2 separate regions of the Homo sapiens genome follow, and region 2 is linked to region 1. Evidence: read pairs that join two places in POLR2A ChIA-PET (ENCODE). Cell type or tissue: Panc1. All regions are shown on one strand. Links, peaks and the distances in the headings refer to the core of each region. The heading gives the core; the rest is flanking DNA.

Region 1 (11,196 bases), core at 2,949-7,948:
ACTCCATATTTGTTTTATTTTGCTGCAAAAAATAAATAAATAAATAAATAAATAAATAAAAGTAAAAATAAAAATTACCCCAGAACTCAGCAGCTTAAAGCCACAAAGTTAATGGCCCACAGGATCTGAGGGTCAGGGATTCAGGAGTGTCTTCATTGCCTGGCTCTCTGTCTCCTACGAAGGTGCAGTCACAGAGTCAGAGGCCATCATCTGATGCACCCCTGAGTAGGCAGCTCCCCTTCCCAGGTGGCAGCACCCGCGTGGCTGTCGGTAGGAGGCCTCGGCGCCTCACCATGTGGGAGTCACCATCTGAGCGTCTGGAGTGTCCTCCCATGTGGTCATGTGGCCACTGACCCCTGCAGGTGAGGAATCCTAGGGAGGGCCGGCGGCCAGCCACGGTGCCTTCGATGGCCTGGTCTCGCGTGTCCACCGTCACTCTGCTCCTTTTCTGTTCGTTAGAAACGAGTCACCAAGTCTGGCTGACATTCAAGGGAAGTGCAGCATTAGGCCCCACCATTGGATGAGCAGACCCAAGGATTTGAGGACACATTTCAAAGTGTCACCCTCCGCCCTCTGGCCACCGAGTCCTGCATTTCTTCCCGTGCAAAATATCCTCGCTCCCCCTCCCAGACGACCCCAAAAGTCTCAACCCATCGCAGCCTCTGTTCCGAGTCCGGGATCTCATCCAGGTGAGGATCAGCTCCCCGGGACTGTTCCTGGGTCAGCTCCTCACCTGAGAGCCGCTCCACCTGAAGGCCTGCACACCGAGAGCCAAGCGGTCAGCCCCACAGGCCCTGCACCCACAGCAGGGTAGCCTGGGGTAACCGCAACAAACTCCCCCATCCCTCGCTCCTGGCACAGCACTGGGCACCTGGGGCACCGCCACTACCCAGACAGTGAGTGAGGGAGCCAGGGAGGGAACAGCCTGGGACTCAGATGCAAAGACGCATGGTCAGCTCCGGCTCGTCACCCAGATCCCAGCTCACTTGCAAGCACCAAATCAACCATGAGCTGGGGCCTGACTCCAATCACCATCCTGACACCCTGGCACCCTCTGGAATGACTCCAGCTTCTCCTGGGCGGGGGGGCCAGGGAGCAGGGCCTGATCCGCCTTGTTCACTGTGTACCGTGCACCTAGAACAGGACGTGGCAAACAGTAAGTGCTCAATAACTGTTTGTGGACTGAAGGAATGGAGAAATGGAATAGCCAATAATCAGAGTTGCCGGGCAGGGCAGCCTGAGGTACAGTCCCGGTGCTGGAGAAATTGGGACGTGGACTGAACATTCGATGGTGGCATCGGCGTCTATTTTCTGGGGCGGGATGATGGAGACTGTCTGTTAGGAGCGCACCATGTTCTCAGCAGGCACAGGCTGAAGTGTGACGGGGAAGTGCTATGGTGGCTTCAGCCTGCCTGCAAGGGTTTAGCGGGGCAGGGGTGAGAGAGAGAGAGAGAGAGCGAGAGAGAGCAAGAGCAGGCAGGTGCACAAACGTGGAAAATGTGAACAGTCGGTGAAAGGAGATGAGGATATGTGAGGTTCACGGACTCAGCTTTAAACACCTCCATAGGTTAGACATTCCTCACCTGATGACATCTGGGTCCTCCTGAAGCGTTTAATGCTCCAGGAACCAGCCACCCTCTCATGCTGGCTCTGAGGGGGCAGAAGAGGGTAAACAGGCATACAGAAGGCACACCAGGCCAGGTGCGGTGGCTCACGCCTGACATCCCAACACTTTGGGAGGCCAAGGCAGGCGGATCACCTGAGGTCAGGAGCTGGAGACCAGCCAGGCCAACATGGTGAAACCACATCTCTACTAAAAATACAAAAATTAGCTGGGCATGGTGGCGGGCGCCTGTAGTCCCAGCTACTCAGGAGGCAGAGGCAGGAGAATCGCTTGAACCCAGGAATTGGAGGTTGCAGTGAGCCAAGATCATGCCACTGCACTCCAGCCTGGGCCACAGAGCGAGACTCCATCTCAAAAAAGGGCGCACCAGTTTCCTCAGAGGCCTCTGGGGCCTTTGGAGCCTTTTAAGACAGGTACAAGGTTCGTAAAACTGCCAGGCGGCAGCGCAGAGGCCTGCAGAGGAAGTTGCACACCACGGACAAGAAAAGCCTCTCCCGCAGCCAGCCTGTCAGGAGGGGCGTCTCGGGGGCAGGCGGCCCGGCCTCCCTCACCCAGTGCAATGCCTGGCTCCCACTTCCATCCCCATGACTCCTTCCAGCCCTCTCCACACTCCTGCCCTCCAGCCCCATCCATTCCCAGCCACCCCAGGCCACTCCCCATCAATTTCTAATGGAAATTAGAATGCAACTCCTCTGCAGCCAGCCAGCAGGATAGTCCTTGTGGGGTGCCACGGCTCCCCTCCAAGCCCCTCTTGGAGAAGGGAGGCTCCTGGGCTGGCTCCGGTGCCACAGCCAGCGGTGGGATATATTCCACATCACCCCTGCTTTTCTAGGACACAACACAGAAGCAGAGAACCCGCCAGAGGTCCCGCCAGACCCGCCAGAGGTCCACAGCTGCTTCCCGGGCTCTTCCTGGAGTCATCTCCCCACAGGCGATTTCCACCAAACCCACGTTGATGACACCCCCAGATGACCGCATTCTACCCAGACGTGGCCCAGAGCCCGTCCCCACCCTCCTGCCCCCTGAGAAGCCTCCGATGTGTGCCCTGACCATCACCAAGCGAGCTCCTCCATGGCCAGTTTCAAGGGGTTCATGGGATGGCTGCGTGGAATTTACTTAAAACATCCCATCAGCCCGCCGTGAGCGGCTCTCGCTAGGCATTTAGCCGCAGCTTCCCATCCGTGTCCTTTCCTGTGTTACTAAATACCAAGATATTCTGGTCCGAGTTCCCACTCCCCCAAGCCCTGATTCACGCGGGTGTGCATGCTGGGGAGTGTGAGACGTCGTCACCTGCCCCCGTGAACCGGGATGGGCGGTGACATCGCGAGCAAGAAGCTGGCATTTGAGTGCAGGTTCTGCAAATATCTCCAGGGCCCGCGTTAAACCATCAGAAACCACGCGTGTAACCGGTGACATCACCCCCCGTTCAAACCGCTTTTTTCTCGGCTTTTTCTCTTCCCTCAATGTATGTCCATTACTCGGGCTCACCCGGCTCTGGGGCTGTTGGGGTCTCAGTCGTTTTGAGGGCAAATACCCCAAGCCCCTCCTGCCTCTGGCTTTTCACTTCTTCCCAATTTTGAATTCATCTACTTGTCTTCCAGCCTAATATGTGCATTAGGGCAGGCTTCATAATAATAATGTAGTCACAGGATGTAGACAGAGGGCTTGCCGCATGCTTGGCTCTGCAGGCTGGCTCCTGGGGTGGCGGGTGCTGAGGATGGATGAAGATGCCTGCCAGGGGAGGTGGCAGGACTGGGCAGACGGAGGAGCTGAACTGACACGCAGTCCCAGGAGCCCTCCGCCAGCCCAGCAGGACCCCAGGCATGGCCTGGGCGAGGCGGGTCTCTGCAGCCCACCCTGAAGGAACTGAGAGCCGAGACTGTCTGGTGACCACGCCCTGCAGCTGGGCAGCAGGTCCTTCCCAAAGATGATCTGGGCAGCACCACTCATCTACGTGACCCAACTTCACCCTCACCGCAATGCCCCGGGATTGTTTTGCAGATGAGACAACAGGCTCAGAGAGGTTCAGTTGCTCGCCCACAGTCACACAGCTGGAGGTTTGCGCAGATCTTTCTGGCTGCGGGGCCCATGTTCATAACCATTGCTGCACTGCCTCTCAGGCTAAATAGTGGAATTTGTGGAATTTTTTTTTTAGAGTTGGGGTCTCACTCTATTGCCCAGGCTGGAGTGCAGGGCACAATCTCAGATCACTGCAGCCTCCATCTCCTGGCCTCGAGCGATCCTCCTACCTAAGCCTCCTGAGTAGCTGGGACCACAGGTGCGTGCCACCACACCCAGCCAAATAATGGGACTTGAAAGATGAAACTGAGGTGCTGTGTGCTCTGTCGTCCTAGGGAACAGACCTTGGCCCTGTCCGGTGGCCTGGCTTCCTCCCTCAGGAGAGTTTCTGCTTCCTAGTCCGCACATCGGCCCAGCCAGTCCTACCCTACTTTCCTTCCCGTTTCCCTTCCTCATTGTCCAGTGAAACTGGGAGCAGCTTCTGGGATGGATGTCATTTGGGTTTGTTTTGTCTTTTGATGCCAAAGGAGAAAAGGACAGAGTTGTTCTGCGCCATCGTTGGTACCAAGATGTTGGTTTGCTGAGACCCTCTCAGGGAAGCACCGGCAGGGAGGCTGACACCATAAAAGGGCGAAACCCACAAGGGATGATCCTACAATGGGACCCCAAAGGCAATTTCCTGCCTCTCCAGCTAGCCCACTGCTTATTATGGGGTGTGCGTGGTTATGGTGCTGAGAGGAAACACCCCGGGATGAGGCGGTATCACATAAAACATTATCCAACTTGGCCTGGTGGCCTGGCCTGCGGTGAGCTCAGTAAATGGGGAGGAAAAGGGTGGCTGTGGTGGTTGCCTGGGGTCCCAGCTTACCCTGCTGGAGGCAGTCCTGGCCCTTCCTTTCCCCTTCCTCTCCTCCCCTTCCCGCCACCTCTACCCTTAGCAGCCAGGGCGGGGCCTGTGCCTGGCTCAGCCAATCAAATGCTTCCTTCTGGTTTCGAATTTTGGGCAAATGGAGATCATTGAGAGTGCACATTTAGCTTGGCTCTGGGCTGTGGTTCCAGCTGCCCCACTGGCTGTGGCTTCCACCATTCCCTGCCTCCCCGTGGATTCCAATAGCTTCAGCTCTCCCTCCAGTTCCTCTGCTGTGTAAGACGCCAGAGCCAGTTTAGGCTGTTGCAGCCCAACGTCCTGGCTGTCTGAAAGCAAAAGGGGCACATTGGGGGCCAGCGCCCCCAGCAGGACACTGGACACACGCCTGGGGGACATACATAGCTGCCCGAGGTAGTGAGGTCCCCATCAAGAGAAGCAAACAAGCACAGGCTGGAAGCCTCCTTGACAGGAATGATACCTTGACTTAGTGCAGATGCAACAAGCCTGTTAGAGAAAAATGAGCTGCTGCTGCTGCTGCTGCTGTTTTTGTTGTTGTTACAATTGGTCACAGCTATGACGATGATTCAGCCTAAACCGCAGCACCCGCCCAGCCCCATCTTTGGTTTCCAGGCTGAGACTGAGTGTCCCTCAGGTGGAAAGAGAAGGCTGAGTCTGTTCCTGGAAGAATCTTCGTCATTTCTGTGGGACAAGTCTCCCCATGAGTTCAGGGTTGGCTCTATCCTGAACCCACCATAGGGGCCCAGCTTTCAAAATGTGTGGGTGGTTTTGTTTTCAAAGAGAGAGAAGGCGGTGGGCAGGAAGCACCATCCCAGATCTGCTGTCACCACCAGATAATCTGTTGTCATAAACCCCAGAACTTTCCATGAGGCTGCTCAAATGTGCTCGGCCTTCCCAGGCCGGTGTTACGGCCAGGCCGCCTCCTGCTTGCAGCTGGTGAGGACGGACAGGGCATGCTGTGGCCTCTGTGAGGTCGCAGGCCCAGGCGTGTGAAGGAAGAGAAGACACAGGGTCCCCATGACCTCCAGAGAGGCCTCCTCGCCCTGTCCTGGCCAGGCCTGCCCCGGAAGCACCCCTTGCGGGCAGTTAGAGCAGCGACGTCCCCGAGCGGCACCTGGTTTCCTCTCCAAGCTCAGCTGCAGCTGGGGTGGCGGCAGGACCTCGGCTGGGTCCTCACCAGCCCTGGGCCTCCCTGGCAAAGTGGGCTGTGGACGCTGGGCAGGCCAGACCCCAGACTCCTGGCTCCCTCACCCAGGCCTGGGAGTGGTTCTCAGTTTGCTCAGTGCCCCCCAGCCCCACCTGAGATCAGGTCCTTATGGCCTGGAGCCAGGGGATCTGCAGCTCCCCTCCCCTCTCCCTGCCCTCTCGAAGCCCACGGCAGAAGCACCCCCTGGGTCGGACCATGCCAGGGTGCCCTCTGGATCGGACCAGGTTCCAGCTCCTCAGACAGCGGGAGACGCCTGCTCACCTCTCCCCAGCCCCCTCTCCCTCTCCACACCCTGTCCCCTCCCTGGGAAGGCTGCACCCCTCTGTTCCCAGCCACTCACTCCCTCGAGGCCCGCTCAGTCCTCCCTGCAGTGGCCTCCCTGCCTGGGGGCTTCACTGACGGCAGCAAACGTTGCTCAGGCTCGGTGGGTGGCGCTGTGTGTTCAGCCCGGGGCCTCCGGCGTGCTGGTGTCAGCCAGCGTGGGACCTGCTCAAGGTAAGCCCTCAGGCAGTGGTGCTGAACGACTGAATGAATGAATGAATTCTGGCCTAGAAGGTGGGACGGGCATGGAGCTGCACAGCAGTGCTCCCAGGAAGACGCTAATATGGGAGGGGCTCTGGAAGGCTGAGCAGGGGCATCTGCTGAGAGCAGAACCAGAGGCTGAGGAGTGGGGAAGGGTCAGGCCGGGAGAGAGGGTGAGGTGGGCGGGGCTGAGGCCACCCGCGGATCCTTGGGGGAGCTTGGAAAAGGGGCCGTGGCTGCCCCCTCAGGACGAGCTGGGCCCCTTGGGGATGGGGGTCCGCCTGACGCCCCCCCCCCCCGCCCCAGGTCCAGCCCCGGAAGCCTGTCATCTGCACGGTGAGCTCTGATGACTGAGTCTCACTTTCCAAAGAGGCTTCCTCACCACAAGGCTCTCCTGTCCTCCCTGAAGGGACCTCTGTAGCCAGGTGTTGGCAGCGTCACCCCACGCGTCACTCAGGGCAGCTCGTAAGCCAGCAGTCCACGAATAAAACAGCGACCACCAGGAACCCTATTTATGGTCCTGATAAGTCCAGAGCCAGGCGCTGACCCAGGGCCTGCCTTGCTCCTCCCATTCCATCTGCACAGCAGCCCTGCATGGGGACGGGACTGCCGTGAGCCCACTTCCCAGAGGAGGAAACGGAGATGTCCAGGGGCAAACTCGAGTCACACTGCTGAGAAGTGAGGTCCCACGCCCTTCGAAGCAACACGGAGTGTTTAGAGAAGCTCAGGACAGTGATTGATCTAAGGTGAGGGTGGGGGATGGCAGGAGCAGAGGGGACACCCAGAGCTGAGAACAGAGCAGAGGGCTGTGTGTTTTGGGGGAGACAGCAGGAGCTGGGAACAGAGCAGAGACTTGTACATTCTGGGGGTGTCCAGGGCTTGCTTGGGAATCTTTCTCCCAGAAAAAGCTGACAGACACTCAAGATGTGCAGGCTGTTCCCGGGCTAACAGTCCGCAAGCCCAGGCACAGACTGGCAAGGTCACGATCAGCCCCAGCCCAGGCTCCCCTGGCCGGGCCAGGAAGGCAGGAGGGCAATAGAGACATGGAGCCCAGGCCCCCGCTCCCGTCCCTTCCCCAGACCCCACATGTCACGAGCAGTCTGGCTCCTTGTACTCTCCAGAATCCCTTGCCTGTCTCCAGCCCTCGGTTGTAACTCCAGAGAGGGCTGCTGCCATGTTTCACCTGAGCACCCCTGCCCTGCCTCCCAGTGGCCACTCGAGTCCCACTGCCTCTTCCCGCCATCAGCCTGCAGCAGCCACAATGCAGACAGGGGCACCGCCCAGCCTGACCTGGTCTCCGTCCTGCCAATCCCTGCCCCTGCCCCTGCTCCTGGCTATGCCCTGACGGGTCCTAGGCTGGACCTCAGATGCTCAAAGATGCCAGGCTGCTCCAGCTCCTGCTTCTCCCCAACAGGGCTCAGATCATCCAGCCCATCCCACTTTCCCACTAACTGCACATGTGTCAGACTCAAATGCACCTTCCTCCGGGAAGCAGTCCATGATTAGACACCCGCCCCCCATGGCCATCAGAGCCCATACCCCCCCATAGTAGAATTTATACCTGTTCATCTGCTCCCCCACCCCAGAACAGTGAGCACCAGGACAGGGCCTATGCCTGCCCAGCTCACGGCAGGCCCAGCTCCTCCCAAGTAAACTAACGAGGGCCTTTTTTTTGGTGGTGGAGACAGGGTCTTGCTCTGTCACCCGGGCTGGAGTGCAGTGGTGCAATCATGGCTCACTGCAGCCTTGACCTCCCAGGCTCAAGTGATCCTCCCGCCCCAGCCTCCCGAGTAGCTGGGACTACAGGCATGCATCACCATGCCCGGCTAATTTTTTAATTTTTTTGTAGAGATGGGGTCTCACTATGTTGCCCAGGCCAGAGGGTCCTTCCCTCTGCAGCCCAGGGACGTGAAATGAGAGAAAGGGGGTCTGTGGGTGCCAGCGCTCGCCTGCTGTGTCCTGGGTCCTCCAAAACATCCAGCCAGCTCCGGGCAGGTGCGGTGATCCTCAGGGCATGTGCAGGTGGCCCTGTGACACCGGCCGCCACTCTCGTTTCCCCAGAGTTACCTCCAAAGGGAACCTCACGCCTCATCTCAGAGCAGTTGGTGGTGCAGGCTGAGCTGATGTGGTCACGTTGTTTTTGCAGGCGAGGTCTGAATCCAGAGACTAGGCGTCAGGGTCTTCTAGGGGGGCCAGAGCAGAGCCAGGTGCCCGAGTCTCAGCCACAGGGCCTCGCCGGGCTCCTCCCAGGAGGACGAGCACCACGCTACCGAGGACGAGGACGGGGTTAGGGCTTCCCACGTGTAGATCACTCTCGCTTCACTGAATCCTCACAGGAACCCAGGAGGGAAGACTGTGTTATTTTTTCCTTTCACTGATAGAGAAACTGACGCTTGGAGTGGATAAGAAACTTGCCCCAGATCACAAGCTAAGAAGTAGAGGAGGCGTAGGCCGGGCGCTGTGGCTCACGCCTATAGTCCCAGCGCTTTGGGAGGCTGAGGCAGGCGGGTTGCTTTAGCCCAGGAGGCCGACTGCAGTAAGCCGTGATCGTGCCACTGCACTTCAGTCTGGGCGACAGAGCGACTCCCTGTCTCAAAAAAAAAAAAAAAAGTAGAGGAGGCGGATTCCACCCCAGGGTTGCGTGCTCCAGAGCTGCGTTGCTTCTTCCTTCAGGACACGTCCTGTCAGGTGGGGTCAGGAGGGTACCAGGAAGGAAGAGACAGAAGGCCATAGGGAATTCAGAAGGGGGAGCGTGTGCCCTTGTCTGGACATCCAAGAGGGCTTCTTGGAGGTTGTGGCATTTGAAATGAGCCTGGAAACATAAGTAGGGTTTGACCAAGAGAAGTCAGAGTTGGGAAAATCCGTGGGAAACTATCAGGGGGGTCCCAGAAGCTGTGGACACCCGAGGGCCCCACGTGCCTGGCACACCCAGCACCTCCTTCAGCAGAGGAGGTGGAATTCCAACACCGTGCAGCTGGCCTGCGCCTTCCCAGAGGCTGGGTGTGCAGGGAGGAGAGAGGACAGAGAAGCCCCAAGTCCCCGGGCCGGAGTTGGGGAGATCGCGTGAGTCTGAATCTGGCTTGCACAAACCCCAGGCCCTCTCCCGGCTCCCAGCATCACTGGCAAAGTTGTGTGGCTGTGGAGGGAGGGTCTGGAGCCCCCATTAAAGGCCCAGGATCCCGCAGGCTCCACACCCTGCAGAAGGCCTAAGGCTGAGCGTCTGGGGGAGGGGGAGAGAGGAGGGCCCCGGACAGCCTCCGAACTTTGCATCCGCTCCAAGTAAAGGGAAAACACAGCTGTTCAAGGCAGAAAGGCTCCGTTTACACTTGGAAAAGCTGAAGGTGGGGCTGCACAGCCCTGAGCCGCAATGACTTTCGCACATCCCCCGGCAGCCCGGGAGGCGCCCGCCCACGTGGAAGGACGGCTTTTCAAGCCTTTCTGGGGTTTCTTCCCCACTTTCTGAGGCCGGCCTGTGACGGATGACGGGTCCGCTCGGGCCTGACGCAGCCTTTCTTCTGCTAAACTTTCCAGCTAAAAATACCTTTACTTTTAAGGACTGCGTCTCCCTCTGGAGCCTGATTTTCTCTCCGAAGCTTCCTCTGACAAGTCTTCCGGCTCCGTGGATAGAAAGTTTTTAATTGATCCTGCTTTTGTGCAGGAGGAGCGAGGTGGGCGACACCTTTCATCTTCCCCGAGGCCGCTGGGCCTGCGATGGCTGAGTGGCAGTGGGCAGGACTGGAAATCCTTAGGTGATCAAAGGCTGCGAGGAAGGCAGTAGCTAGAACGTGCCCCGGGGGGTGTGGAGGGCCCAGCTCATGGCCTCGGAGAAAGGCAGCTCCACCTCCCAGGAGGGGAGCTGAGCTCTGAGCCACGACGCTCAGGGGTCCCAGGGCCTCCTGGGACCAGGCAGAGGGCCACAGCTCACTGCCCCTGTGTGAGGAGAACTCAGCCACGTCAAAGAAGGAGAAGGGACAAAATACCCATGGTGGGAACTAACGTATTAGTGACCATCACACAGGAACTAAAGTATTAGTCAGAGTAGAGCCTCACAGGAGCCCCACGGGATTTCTCCTTTAGCCTGAAGCCACCTTCCTGGTCAGTGGTGACCGAGCCTCCTGAGAGGCACCGAATTATTGGTCCTGATTCCTCCCCACCCAACAAGGTGGTCAGACTCTTCATATGGCAGCTCAGACCTCCAAGTGTGCTCCAAGAGACAGGAGGCAGAAGTGGGCCCAGAAATGGAGAGAGTCAGTTCCACCATATCCTATTGCTTGAAGCAGTAACAGGCCCACCCAGATTTAAAGGGAGGAGATATAGACCTCCTCATTTCAATGGGAGAAGTTCACAGAATTTGTGACCATCTTTACCACACTTATGAAAAGTACAATCAGCAGTCAGGAAGGGCTCCACACAGTGACTCAGAGACCCAGTCCAGGAGGGGCTCTGCTCCACACAGTGACTCAGACACCCATGCCACAAGAGGCTCAACTCCATACAGTGACCCAGAGACCCAGGCCATGAGGGGCTCAGCTCCACACAGTGACTCAGACACCCAGGCCATGAGGGGTTCTGCTTCACACAATGACTCAGAGACCCAGGCCATGAGGGGCTCTGCTCCACACAGTGACTCAGAGACCCAGGTCAGGATGGGCTCTGCTCCACACAGTGACTCAGACACCCATGCCACAAGAGGCTCGACTCCATACAGTGACCCAGAGACCCAGGCCAGGAGGGGTTCTGCTTCACGCAATGACTCAGAGACCCAGGCCAAGAAGGGCCCTGCTCCATACAGTGATTCAGAGACCTAGGCCAGGAAGGGCTCAGCTCCACATAGTGACTCAGAGACCCAGGTGTATTTCACTTCCATGCACACTTCATGGCCAGAATTCAGCACATGGCTCCACCGAACTGCAAAGGATGCTAGGAAATGCCATCCAG
Region 2 (5,000 bases), core at 1-5,000, 76 kb after region 1:
AGCAGAAGGGGATACGTCATCGTGAAGGACACTGAGTCCTCTGGAAGATGTGGACATCTCCACCCGTGTTGTGTAGAAAGTGTTAGGCGCTCCTTCAGAGCAGGGCTACAGATTAGGATGGAAGGTAGTTTATTTACAGGCAAAGTAGTGTTTCTTGCCGTACTACTTGATTCCCCAGCAGAATAGATGCTATTTAAAATGCTTTCAGATATGCTAGCATCAAAATTTACCCTATTTCCAATACACCTTGAAAACCGCATAAAATGTGGAGTTTATTAAAATAGAGTGGATTTATCTCTACATTCAAAAGAAAAGGCTGGAAGCAGAGACCAGGAGATGGTGATGAAAAAGCGTGCATTTATACTTGATGCTCTTTTTCCTTTTCGTCACGGGAACAGCTCTTTTCTCTCTCACTTGTTAATAACAAACTCATTCCTCCCAGACCCGGGTGACCCATTCCCAGAATGCCATGTGGTCTCCTAGTTGCCGTCTTCTTTGAGAAATGCCACAGATCTTGTCTAGGGAAGGACCAGATAGATAATGGTAAAGGGTAGTCTCATGGAAAACTCCAGAGGGAAAAGCTAGAATGCTGATCCAGAAAGGAAACTGAGCGGGAAGGACAGGCACAAGTGAGGCCACAGAAACAGAGCTAAGCAGGGTAGGACAGAGACTTAACAAAAAACCTGGGAATGCCAAAACTGGGATTGGAATGGTGAGTGCCTAAAACTTGAGAAAGATAATCTCTCAGATAGAAGAAGAGAAGGAGGAGGAGGAGAGAGGAGGAAAGGGTAGGTGGAGAAGGAGGAAGAGGAGGGAAAAAAGGAGGAGGAGGACAAGGAGGAGGAGGAAGTCTGGACCCAGTAGGGTAAAGGTAAATTGAACTTACCAGCCAAAAATACAAATAGGTTCAAGAAAGTTTTCATAAAATATTTAGAACTAGGAAGGGCCTCAGGAATTATCTAGTCTGGTGGCGTTAAACATTATTTTTGGTTAATTTTAGCATCAGAGCCAGGCATGGTGGCTGAGGCCTGTGGTCCCAGCTACTTGGGAAGCTGAGGTGGGAGGAATGCTTAGGCCCGGGAGGTCGAAGCTATAGTGAGGTGTGATTGCACCACTGCACTCCAGCCCAGGCAACAGAGTGAGTCCCTGTCTCAAAAAAAATAATTAATTAATTAAAAATAAAAATAAAAGGTTACCATCAGGACTATTTTCTTCAAAAGAAAATTGCAGACTGGGCAGTGGCTCATGCCTGTGATCCCAACACTTTGGGAAGCCGAGGCAGGCAGATTACTTGGGGTCAGGACTTCGAGACCAGCCTGGCCAACATAGTGAAACCCCGTCTCAACTAAAAATGCAAAAGAAATTTTTTTTTTTTGAGACGGAGTTTCACTTTTGTTGCCCAGGCTGGAGTGCAAAGGCACGATTTCGGCTCACTGCAACCTCTGCCTACCAGGTTGAAGCGATTCTCCCGTCTCAGCCTCCTGAGTAGCTGGGATTACAGATGTGTACCACCACACCTGGCTAATTTTTGTATTTTTAGTAGAGATGGGGTTTCATCATATTGGTCAGGCTGGTCTCAAACTCCTGACCTCAGGTGATCCGCCCAGCTCGGCCACCCAAAGTGCTGGCATTACAGGTATGAGCCACCGCACCTGGTGGCAAAGCACTGATTTCTACCCCTCACACTACAGAGGAAGCAGCAGTGGCTGAGGGGGTGGAATGGAGCCCCAGGCCGGCCAACTCCATGCTCACTTCTCCCGGGGAGATGACAGCCACATATCTGCATGGTGCCTCGGGCCTTACCAATGCCCACTGACTGTTGTCCAGCAACTCTGACCAGGTGCTCTGGCCAGACGGTGTGGGGTGGAGTCGGGGAGCCCCAGCCTGGCTCCTACAGCTGGGGCAGGCTGGCTTGCCCCTCTGCCCTCTGTCTGCCCATCTGTCTGGTGGGGATAATCACAGTACCCTCTGGGGTGGGCTGTGATCTGAAGACAGAAGAGAAAGACACACCCAGGGAGGGCAGGACAGCTGGGGACATGCTCAGGGTGGAGATGGCACCGACGCTGAAGCTCTCCCATCCCACCTGCCTTCACATCTTCAGAGGGTGGCTGTGAGAATTAAATGAGTGAAGGCTTTGGAAGCACCAGCCCCGCGTCTGGCATGAAGTAAGCACTCAATAGACCATAGTTATTATTATTATCATCATCATCATTATTATTATTTTATTATTTCGAGACAGGGTCTTTTCTGTCGCCCAGGCTGGAGTGCAGTGGCGTGATCACGGCTCACCGCAGCCTCGACCTCCCAGGCTCAAGGGATCCTCCAACTTCTGCCTGTTGAGTAGCTGGGATTACAGGCCCGAGCCACCACATCTGGCTGATTTTTGTATTGTTTGAGGAGATGGGGTCTGGTCATGTTGCCCAGGCTGGTCTGAAACGCCTGGCTTCAAGTGATCCTCCTACCTCGGTCTCCCAAAGTTCTGGGATTACAGACGTGGACCAGGATGCCTGGCCATCATCATTATTTTATTTTTTATTTTTATTTTAGTTTTTAGCTCTGCAATGTTCCCAGCAATGGCCGTCATCATAGTTCTAACACTGTTATCGGTACTGAGCCTCGGGATAGGACCCCAGGGGGGTGGGCCATTATCATTACGGTGTTGCCATTTTACAGGTGCAGAAACTGAGGCACAGAGAGGCCAAATCATTTTCCCAACGTCCCAGAGCTTGTGAGTGACAGAAGCCAAGTGGTTTCTGGATTTCCTTCCCCGGGCTCAGTCCACCACAGCAGGGTGTGAGGCGAGGGGAACGTGGGCTCCCCACGACCCACCCAGTTCCCAGCGAGGTCCGCCGCTGGCTCTCAGGTCCTCCCGGGTGGCTCCTGGGAGGCGCCGGGCGGGGCTGTCTTCTGTGGGACTGTGCCGCCCTCTGGTGGCCGCATGGCAGAACTCCGCCGGCAGCCAGGCCCGCCAGAGGGCCGCGCGCCCTTGGCCGCCACTGTTCCATCCTAGCCCCTCCTCACCCCGGCGCTGCGGACACCCCACGTCGTCCACACGATGGCCCCGCCCCGCCTGGAACAGATGGCAGCCACTGCCGGGGCAGCCTACAGGCCTAGCCAGGCGCCGGGGCCAGGGCGAAACCAGTGCCGCCCTCCCAGTGGCTGGGTCAAGGCGCAACGTGGAATCCCCACGTAGATGCCTTGGCCCAAGTGTGCAAGCGTGTGTGCGTGTGTGTGAGTGCGTGTGTGTGCTCCTGTGTCAGGATCATGTGAAGGCAGCATAAATAGGTGAGAAGGAAAACAGCAAGGCAGGATTCCAGTGCAAACTGTGTACCCTGTCACCTACAAATTCAATGCCACACTGAGTGGGGATTTAGGGAAATGTTGGGACTCTTTCCTGGTGTGTGTTTTGCAGCTACCAACATCATCATTGCAAGTTTTTAAAGCCAAGGAAACACACAGGAGTGTAAATTGGTACAACGACTCAGGAAATGTTTGGCTGCTGAAGTGAAATATACATGTGCCCTGAGACCCAGCAGCTCCATGCCTGGGTGTGCACACGGAAATCTGGACATACACACACACACACACACACACACACACACACTTAAAAAAGACAGGCACAGGGATGTTTATGGTTGCTGTATTAGTAATGACCCAAACCTGGAAGCAACCCAAATGCTCATCAATAGCAGAATGGGCCAGGCATAGTGGCCCATGCATGTAATCCCAGCCCTTTGGAAGGCCTAGGTGGGAGGATCACTTGAGCCCAGGAGGTGGAGGCTGTACTGAACCTAAATCACACCACTGCATTCCAGCCTGGATGACAGAGAAAGACCCTGTCTCAAAAAAAAAAAAAAAAAAAGAGTAGATTGGATGAACAAATTGTGGTAGTCATATATAGTTCATATAATGAAATATTATACTGCAGTGAAAAAGAACTACATGTTGGCCAGGCACAGCGGCTCATTCCTGTAATCCCAGCACTTTGGGAGACCAAGGTAGGAGAATCAGTTGAAGCCAGGAGTTTGAGACCTGCCTGCAACCTAGTGACAGCCTGTCTCTATAAAAAAATAAAATAAAAACATTTCAATTAGCCAGGTGTGGTGGCATGCACATGTGGTCCCAGCTAGTCAGGAGGCTGGTGGGAGGATTGCTGGAGCCCAGGAGATCAAGGCTGCAGTGAGCTATGATTGCACCACTGCACTCCAACCTGGGCAACAGAACGAGACCCTGTCTCAAAAAAAAAAAAAAAGAACTACGGTAATAGCATAAGCAGATGTCAGACATAGTATGGAGCAAAAGATGCTAGACCCAAACTTCCCACTTACATGAAGTTCAAAACCAGGTCTAAGGGCCAGATGTGGTGGCTCACATCTGTAAGCCCAGCATTTTGGGAGGCCAAAGCGGGCAGATTACCTGAGGTTGGGAGTTTGAGACCATCCTGGCTAACACGGTGAAACCCCGTCTCTACTAAAAATGCAAAAAATTAGCTGGGCTTGGTGGCGGGTGCCTGTAGTCCTGGCTACTCGGGAGCCTGAGGCAGGAGAATGGTGTGAACCCAGGAGGCAGAGCTTGCAGTGAGCCAAGATTATGCCACTGCACTCCAGCCTGAGCGACAGAGCAAGACTCCATCAAAAAAAAACAAACAAAAAAAAAACAAACAAAAAAAACAAATTAGCTGGGCATGGTGGTGGGCCCGGGAATCCTAGCTACTCGGGAGACTGCAGCAGGAGAATCACTTGAACCCGGGAGGCGGAGGTTGCAGTGAGTTGGGATCACATCACTGCACTCCAGCTGGGGCAGCAGAGTGAGACTCCATCTCGAAAAAAAAAAAAAAAAAAAAAAAAAGGCCTAAGGTATCTATGGCGATACACATCAGAATAATGGTTACCTCCAGCAGGGTGAGGCCTTCTGACTGGAAGCAGTATAAGGGTGCCTTGGTGGGTGGGGGAGGGGGATACTGGGAAGGTTCTAGATTTTATTCTGGATGGTGTTTATCT

The links. Peaks named below come from ENCODE experiments on the same cell type or tissue, not always from the same donor. Only the 100,000 strongest peaks of a DNase experiment are listed, where the experiment ranks them.
Region 2: POLR2A ChIA-PET joins it to region 1 with 5 read pairs; 3 of 35 experiments call an interaction of 5 or more read pairs at or near these places.

The regions. Positions count from the first base shown.
Region 1 is chr9:131,833,771-131,844,966 of GRCh38, reverse strand. No RefSeq gene overlaps it. Among named protein-coding and RNA genes, the nearest start is that of RAPGEF1, 99 kb to the right of the region's middle. RefSeq lists an enhancer at 6,769-7,307. In Panc1, for the core only: no CTCF peak of the experiment used is centred there; a DNase peak (open chromatin) is centred at 5,116.
Region 2 is chr9:131,760,563-131,765,562 of GRCh38, reverse strand. No RefSeq gene overlaps it. Among named protein-coding and RNA genes, the nearest start is that of RAPGEF1, 23 kb to the right of the region's middle. In Panc1, for the core only: CTCF peaks have their summits at 2,725 and 2,932 (motif pointing left); no DNase peak of the experiment used is centred there.